2 separate regions of the Homo sapiens genome follow, and region 2 is linked to region 1. The links are chromatin loops, found by intact Hi-C in ENCODE. Cell type or tissue: mammary epithelial cell. All regions are shown on one strand. Links, peaks and the distances in the headings refer to the core of each region. The heading gives the core; the rest is flanking DNA.

Evidence for each region. Hi-C counts contacts between places; a loop is a spot of excess contacts. Peaks named below come from ENCODE experiments on the same cell type or tissue, not always from the same donor. Only the 100,000 strongest peaks of a DNase experiment are listed, where the experiment ranks them.
Region 2: a loop joins it to region 1, with 2.0 times the contacts of the local background. A loop is called at or near these places in 25 of 110 quality-filtered maps.

The regions. Positions count from the first base shown.
Region 1 is chr12:6,764,872-6,769,102 of GRCh38, reverse strand. PTMS (parathymosin) reads right to left here and starts at 2,740. Exons shown (of 5, transcript NM_002824.6): 1 at 2,353-2,740. The coding sequence starts at 2,397. RefSeq lists silencers at 1,936-2,435, 2,546-2,875. In mammary epithelial cell, for the core only: a CTCF peak has its summit at 2,162; DNase peaks (open chromatin) are centred at 2,062 and 2,842; H3K4me3 peaks cover 3,139 bases; H3K27ac peaks cover 1,257 bases.
Region 2 is chr12:6,682,627-6,687,136 of GRCh38, reverse strand. All of the region lies in intron 2 of ZNF384 (zinc finger protein 384), which reads left to right. Among named protein-coding and RNA genes, the nearest start is that of ZNF384, 4.5 kb to the left of the region's middle. In mammary epithelial cell, for the core only: a CTCF peak has its summit at 2,307 (motif pointing right); no DNase peak of the experiment used is centred there.

The DNA of each region.
Region 1 (4,231 bases), core at 232-4,231:
TTTCTCTCCATCTGTGTCTCCCTAATCCTCAGGCCCCTACTTGGCCAAACACTACACCTTAGCACATTCCCAGCACCCCTCCCACTTTCTGCCCTCCCCGCCCCAAAACAGTTCAAGTAGTTTCCTCTATCCCTGCCTCCCATGGTGTATGCATGGGTGTAGTGGAAGTAGCCATTTACGGTGGAAATGTAGGTGAAGTAGAAGAGAAAACAAGGAGGGGAAGAGTAGCAGGCGTGGGAAACAAGGAGAGAGCAACAAACAAGGTCTGTGACTGGGGTGGGATAGGAATGGAGAAGAGGGAGGGACCAGTCTAGGAGACCCTCCCACCAGCCAGCCCCTCTCCTTCACCCCAAGATCCTAGCAGGCATAGGTTGACGTCCTGTGCTGATATGGCACATCTGAGTCCCTTCTGGACACTACACTAGCCTCCCAATTCAGATTCCAGTGCTCTCCCCACCCACTCCTTGGCAGGCACAGTGTAACACGGTAGGTGTCCTTGTGTGATCTGATCTGGTGTTGGTGTGCCACGCTGTGTATCTGATTCCATGTGAATGGAAGTCTCCTGTGTGAGATCACCCTGGGCGGGGGGGTCCTTTCTGGAACAGGATAGGGGATAGGAGAGGAGCCTGGTGCAGAACGGCTGCCCTGGGGGGCACTCAATTCCCTTCTCCCTTTAAGGGTAGCTCAGAACTCTTCACTCTCACTCCAGAGAGGGTGCCCTTCCACCCCACCGTGAGGTCTTCATTTCTGTGCCACAAGGTCAGTATGGCATTTCCACTACCTAGGGGGCTCTTCCCTACGTCCTGGGCCAGGAGAGCAAAGAGCTGGTCAGCTTCTCTCTGGGGGCCCCAGCACCAAAAGTCTGTATGGCCCTGGCCTGACTTTCCCATCTGGGCTGATGCAGGGAGGGAGAATACCAGAGACCAAAGTTCAAGGGGCCGGGCCCTCTCCTCCCCTGTTCTGTCCTTCTGGTCACTGTCCTTCCATGATCCCTTTTCCAGGAGAATATGTGACCTGGGCCCTAGGTCTTCTGCTAAGCAGCCCTCTGGCCTCATTTACTCAACACAGGCACACACACCGACACCGGCCGACAGCCATGCACAGACACAGTTAGAGAGGAGCACCCACGCGATGGGAGACACATGGCCCAGCGTTGGGCCATTCTGGTCCACACTCTTGAGACAGCACGGGAGCACAGCGGAGCCACTCAGCACTCACAAAGCGACAACATGGCTCCAGAACATCTACGTCTCCACATGCACACATGTAACTGACACGGGCAGTCCCACACACTCGCTGGATTTCAGACATACAAAGACACCTACTCAGTGAAGTCACATGCCACCGCACAGCCCGCCGGAGGGCCACACGGGCGCACCTTGGCAGATCGCACACAGCCCCTCTCCCACCGCCGTTAATCCCATTGGCTCCCCCCGTTTCACTCCGCGGGCCTCCGGGAGACCTGTGTGACGGCCCCTCAGCAACCACCGCGCCCCCCCCCCCCGCCATACACATACACACACAAGATAGGGCTCCCAGCCCCCAAACCCCGGCCGCGTTAATTTCCCAAAGCGACACTCCGCAGGTTCCCTGGGGAAATTAGAGGAAGGCTGGAAGAGAGGCAAGGGCGAACGGATGGGGCCGGGGAAGGGAGCTGATGAGGGCGAGGACAGCTCGACGCAATGCCATGCAATGCCCAGCCTCGGCTTTTTCGAAGGCTAGTCCTGCCCCGCTTCTAATTTTTAGGAATTCGAGATTCTTTCAGTGTGTATGCGGGAAGGGGACGATGAAGAGAAAAGAAAGCTGAAAGCCAGCTGAGGGGAGGGAACGAGAAAACAGAGGCGGCCGCCGTCCGGGGAGAGAAGCGAGCGACGGTCGGGCCGCGGGGAGGGGCCCGGAGGAGCAGCCTCCAGGGAGAGTCCTGTTTACACTTGAGGATCTCAAACCGCTTAGCGAGGAAAGGTGAGGTCAGGTTGCAAGCAAAGACGCGGCAGCGGGGCGCAGGGAGGGGGCGCGGCAAAGTGAGACTCGGGGCGTTCGGACGGGAAGCCGGACGGGATCCGGTCAGCGAGGTGGGGCCGAAGAGGGGTGGGGACGGCTGCGGGGGACGGCGCGACCGGAGCGGCGAGGCCGGGCGCCGTGGTGCGCGCAGGGCAGCTAGAGGGCGCTGGCGCTAGCCGCGCGGAGCCGGGAAAGGAGCTCCGGGCCGGGGAGCGGTGGGAGGGCGCAGTGGGGTCCGCCAGGACCCGGGCGCAAGGGCCGCGCGGGGCCGTCGGGGGCGGCCTGGGGCGAAGGACCGCGCCGGGCCCCAGGGCTGCGCGAGGTCCGGGCCGCCGCCGCCCCCGCCCGTACCTTGGCGCTCAACTCGGCCGCTGCCTCCACGCTTTTCTCCGACATGGTGCCGGGGCCGGGGCCGGGGCTGGCGGGGAGCCGGGGTCCCGGGGCCGAGACGGAGGGGCCCTGGACGGCGGAGGGTGGCCGCGGCCGGAACCTGGCGCGGTGGCGGCGGCGGCGGCGACAGCGGCAGCGGCGGCCGCTCGGCAAGCTGGGTCTCTGGAAGAGGCGGCAGAGGCGCGCGGGGTGGGGCGGGGGTGGGTCTGGAGCGGAGACCCGCAGGGCTGCGGCCGTCCGGAGGGCGGGCGGAAGGGCGGTGCAGGCGGTGGCCGGCGCGCTCGGCCGCGGTAGCTCGATCCCGGGCTCGCCGCCCCCGCACCAGCAGAGCTGCCGCCGACCAGCCGCTGCCGCCCCCGGGAAGGGAACCCGCTTATAAGGCGGCGCTGCCCGACGGGAGGGGCTTCCCAGGGGTGGGGCAGGCGGGAGCGGGGAGGAGAGGAGAGGGGAGGGGGATGAAAGAGGAGGTTGGAGAGGTGGGGATAGGAGGATGAAAGCGAGGGGAGGGAGAGCTAGGGAGTCGGGAGGGAGGACGAGACCAGGAGGGGGAAATGGAGAGACTGACGGCCGCGGAGAAAGAGTGGGGCGAGGAGGTGGGAAGGGGTGGGGTTCCTGCGGGGAGGCACCTTTCCAAATCCCAACCTACTGCCTGCGAATGTGGAGTCTGGCTTTTGGGGGCGGACTGGAGAGGTGGCCAGAATCCTACTGACCCCAAAAAAAGCCCTGGGATTTTGCCAAGGGGTGGGGTGAGGGGAGCAGATGGGAAGATAGGGCAGGTATTTGAGAAACCAAAAGCTTAAAGAAGAGGAAGAGGGTTCGGGCGCTCCTTCCACACCACGCCGGATTTCCCCCTCTCATCCTCCATCCACATTCTCTGGATGGCCTTGAGGAGGGATGGGAGGGCAGAAAGGGCGGCCCAGCCTTCTGTCCCGCCAGATTGACACTTGTGACCCTTGCCGGGTGCCTCCCTTCCTGGCCCCGTGCTGTGAGCCGGGGGGAGTCAGGCCCCCTGGTCTCCTTTGCTGTCTTCCAGCTCTCTTCCATCTTCTACCTCTCTTATTCGCCCGTCTCACCTCACTTTTATTCGCCTGGTCCTTCTATTTCTCTTCATCCGTCCTCAGTCATCTGTACCTAGACCCCTCCTTCACAACCAATTATAACTCGAATCGCTCCCATTCTTCTCTCACCTCTTCTCCACTCCTCACTGACTCTCTTCTGCCCTTCCACCTCTGGTCTCTTTCCCTATCTTTCCCAGACAACCCTGCTCTTGTCTTATCTGAGTCAGGCACCTGGCCCTCTATTCTTGGCTGGCTTTCCTCAACTCCTCTTTCTGTCCTCATTTTTTACATTTTCCATCCTTCAGCTTTTCTCATTCCTCTGCTGCCATCTTCCCTAGCCTTTCTGGGTTATATTTGCCTCCTTTGCAAATATAATACAGGTCCAGGTCTGGAGTTCCAGCCCCACCCTATTCCACACATCCTCAGCTCCTCGCCCTCAATCTCGGTATCTTTGAGTCATTTTGAAAAGCTTGGGATTTCAGAAGGGAACAGGGGCTGGGTTGTGTATTAAAGGTCAGGAAGGTGGACAGAGTGGAAGGCTGGGGTTTGGAAAAAGACCTTTGGTGTGCGTGCACTCCCATATTTGTCTGTCATTATCATTATTCCTCATCTTATTATTTTCATTTTATTAATAAAAAACTACGTTGATGATCATTATCATTATTTTGTGTTTGAGTGCTTAAATACACCATCTTTTGGTCCCTTGATGTACACGCCTCCCAGTTTCTCTTTCTGACTTTTCTATCAATATTTCAGTCTCAGTCTCCTCAAAAATCTTGGGG
Region 2 (4,510 bases), core at 242-4,241, 82 kb after region 1:
CACATCCTACTGGGATGGCCCTTCTTGAATGTCTTTAGACCCTGAGAGAAAGAGATTTTGTTTCCTTTTGGAGAAACAAAAAAAACTTTCTCTGTGTTTCTTCATTTCAAGTCTTGAGCTAAGGTAACCTTTCTGCAGTTGTGTGTTTTGGAATGGTTTCTCAATAGCGTCTTAAGTTCTTTCTGTAGTTGAATTCAAGTTGATTGTTTTTTTCCATCTTTTTCTTGTTGATGCTACTTGTAGATGATTTCTAAACCGGAGGCTATAGATTTGTTACTTTTGGGTAGTTCCTTTGTAATTATGTAGTCCTTATGTAATTTTCACTAATTGTCGCTAATAGTCCTCATCTTGTGGAAGTGTTTCTGTAACTCTTCTTTTCAGGAGCACTTGGGGCATTTCATTCTTTCTCTTTTTTGTGCTGCCTTTATCTCATCACCATATGCCTTACAAACTTATTTATACAGGCCTCATCCTCTTCCATCCTCCATCCTGATAGAAACCTAGTAAAATGGTTAATTCATCCACTTAAATAGTTAAGAGTCATCCACTGATATAGGACCTAGAATTAGAATTCACAAGTCTTGGCCGGGCACGGTGGCTTACGCCTGTAATCTCAGCACTTTGGGAGGCTGAGGAGAGCGGATCACCTGAGGTCAGAAGTTCAAGACCAGCCTGGCCAACATAGCAAAATCCCGTCTCTACTAGAAATACAAAAATTATCCAGATGTGTTGGCAAGCGCCTGTAATCCCAGCTACTTGGGAGGCTGAGGCAGGAGAATTGCTTGAACCCAGGAGGTGGAGGTTGCAGTGAGCTGAGATCACGCCATTACACTTCAGCCTGGGCAACAAAATGAGACTCTGTCTCATAAAAAAAGAATTCAGAAGTCTTGATTCCCAAGGCCATTCTCTAGCTACTGAACTTGATGAGTGTATTTCATGGTTTTCTAAGGGTTGGTTGTGTTAAGGGAATGCTGTTTTCTTGGGGAAAGAAAATCATGCTTTATTTGAAAAAACAACAGTAAAAAAACAATTAGTGGGTTCTGGGAAAGAGATGGTGGTCTTCACCATATCTGCCAAAAACACCTGCTGGAGGCCATGTCATCTTTATCCCTGGATGGTTGGTAGCATTACGGAAGGATGTGGTCAGATAGACAAAGCTCTGGGCCAAGAGTTCAAGTCCTACCGTGTTTCACGACTATTATTAATACTTGATAGTGTCTCTCTTCTTTATCTCCTGAGGGCTTCTGAGATTTGAGATTGGAGAAGGAATATGTAGTTCCTTGTGTCTCTTAAGAGAAAATTACTCTCCAACTTAATTAGAGTAAACCTGCCTTCTTTTTTTTTTTTTTTTTTTTTTTTTGAGACTGAGTCTCGCTCTGTCGCCCAGGCTGGAGTGCAGTGGTCTGATCTCCTTTCACTGCAACCTCCACTCCACCTCCCAGGTTCAGGCAATTCCCTGTCTCAGCCTCCTGAGTAGTTGGGATTACAGGCGCATGCCACCATGCCCAGCTAATTTTTTGTATTTTAGTAGAGATGGGATTTCACCATGTTGCCCAGGCTGGTCTTGAACTCCTAAGCTCAGGCAGTCCACCTGCCTCGGCCTCCCAAAGTGCTAGGATTACAGGTGTGAGCCACCTCGCCCAGCAGTAAACCTCCCTTCCTATTAACAGAACAGTTGAGGCTTGGTGCAATAGTAAAGTTGATATGAGAACCCAGATTTTCAGCCTGCCAGCATTTTTCTTTCCACCAAATTATATCTTTCCTTCTCTTCTGTTTTTTCTTTCCTTTCTATTTCTTTTTCTTTTTTTCTTTTTGAGACAGGGTCTCACTCTTTTGGCCAGACTGGAGTGCAGTGGCGTGATAATGGCTGACTGCAGCCTCGACTTCCTGGGCTCAAGCAATCCTCCTGCCTCAGCCTCCCAAGTAACTGGGACTACAGGTGTGAGCCACCATGCCCGGCTACTTTTTTAATTTTTTGTAGATACAGGGTCTCCCTATTTTGCCCAGACTGTTCTTGAATTCCTGGGCTCAAGTGATTCTCTTACTTTGGCCTCCCAAAGTACTTTCTTTAAATATATAGGCATAATCATTAAAATTGGCACTCTCTGTGTAGACATGAGTTTTCTGTGTAACATCAGTGGGCTTCTTTGGGTGATAAGAATGTTGATATGTGCCTGATTGAATGTTGGGATGATTTGGAGAAATTTCCTCCACGAAAGATAGAGTAAGCGGTAAAACAGACAGTAAGCAGATATTTGAGTGATCTGGCCCCAGAACGCCCTGTTACACAACTCTAGGGGGCGCCATTTACATTGTATTCTAGCAATAGTTTTGATTCTTAGCTCTCCATTGATCTCATTTCAGGAGTACAAAGATGAAGTCAGCCTCATCAGTAGCACAGTGGCATAGCATTTCTCAGGTGTCATTTTGCTGGTAAAGGTTGCTTATAGTTGGATGAGCAGTTCTCTCTGTGGTCTCCCTTTTGGGCTGACCTATTTATCGGAAGCTGGTAACGCATATGTAGTGTCTTGTCCTTGGACCAGACACACCAGTTTATTGGATGCAATAAACTAGGCATCCAAGTAAGTGGAGGGGCTTTTTATTTATTTTCCTTTGTAAAGTCCGGCCTCTTTATTCAGGCTCTGTCATCCTAAAGTAAGTTATCTTGGTAGCTAAGTGAGGTTTCACAGAATAAGGAATATGACCTTGAACTGCATGTCATTTTGCTGTTATCAAAAACTTCAATTTTGAAAACATTTTTTGAGAACTAGCTGGAAAATAGTTCATTCCTGGAAATATTCTAAATTTTATTTCCTGGATCAAGCCATAACATCAGAAAGTGTGTACTACAGTTATATGGTTTTGGTTCCTTGTAGAACCCCTTTCCTTAACTTGCCCTTTGGTGCCTGGATTCACATTCCTGCTTTGCTATTTACTGTTGGACTCTGTGCCTCCAGTTTCCTCATTTCAAATGGGAATTACAGTACCTACCTCATTGTTGCAGGGACTAAATGATGTAGTAGTTGTAAAGTGCTTAGAACACTACCTTGAACACAATAAGTGCTTAATAAGTTTTAATGATAATGATAGTGGTGATATTGTCCACCAGTTTTTTTTTTTGAGACGGATTCTCACTCTGTTGCCCAGGCTCGAGTGCAGTGGTGCGATCTTGGCACACTGCAACCTCCACCTCCCAGGTTCAGGTGATTCTCCTTTCTCAGCCTCCTGAATAGCTGGGACTACAGGCGTGCGCCACCATGCCTGGCTAATATTTGTACTTTCAGTAGAGACAAGGTTTCACCATCTTGGCCAGACTGGTCTTGAACTTCTGACCTTGTGATCCACCTGCCTTGGCCTCCCAAAGTGCTGGGATTGCAGGCATGAGCCACCGTGCTCAGCCTCCTCCTTCCTACGTTTTCACATCCATAGTGCATTTACTTTACTTCCTTGATTCTTTTTTTTTTTTTTTTTTTTTGAGACAGGGTCTTGCTCTGTCACCCAGGCTGGACTGTGGTGGTGCAATCTCGACTTACTGCACTCAGGTGATTCTCCTGCCTCAGCCTCCCAAGTAGCTGGGACTACAGGTGTGTGCCACCACACCTTGCTAATTTTTGTATTTTTATTAGAGATGGGGTTTTGCCGTGTTGGCCAGGGTGATCTTGAACTCCTGAGCTCAAGTGACCCACCTACCTCGCCCTCCCAAAGTGTTAGGATTACAGGCATGAGCCACCACACCCAGCCAACTTCCTTGATTCTTTTGGGAAAATTATACATTGGCCCTTTCTTTCGTTTATTCTCCCTCCTAATTATTATTTTTAATCTTTTTTATTTTATTTTATTTTTTTTTTGAGACAGTCTTGCTCTGTTGCCCAGGCTGCAGTGCAGTGGTTAGATCTCGGCTCGCTGCAACCTCCACCTCCTGGGTTCAAGCAATTCTCCTGCCGCAGCCTCCTGAGTAGCTGGGATTACAGGCGTGTGCCACCATGCCTGGCTAATTTTTGTATTTTTAGTAGAGATGGGGTTTCACCATGTTGACCAGGCTGGTCTCAAAGTCCTGACCTCAAGTGATCCACCTGCCTCAGCCTCCCAAAGTGCAGGAATTACAGGCATGAGCCACCACACCCATTCTCTCCATCTTAATTCTCTACTTAATTCCCACCATTTATCACCACTCTTATCTCTTGTCTGTCATTTCTTTCCACTAGAAGGTTAGACAGGGATTATGCATTGAGACTTGAACCCCTAGCATTGTCTGCAAAATCTATATGTAGGTAGTCTACCGTTGTTCAATTCATTAAATATGTAATTGTGTCTTAGGTGATAAAGTCGTATGTTGGGGATATTTGTAAGATACAGATGTAAAAGATGTGATTGCTCCTTCCCAAAAAGTTTGGCAAGATTGAATTCTCTTAAACTGTGATCTGATTGTATCTTGATTCTGTTGCCTGAAAACGTGAGACTCCCATCTTTGCTTTGTTTTGTTTTTTGTTTGTTTTTGAGACAGGGTTTC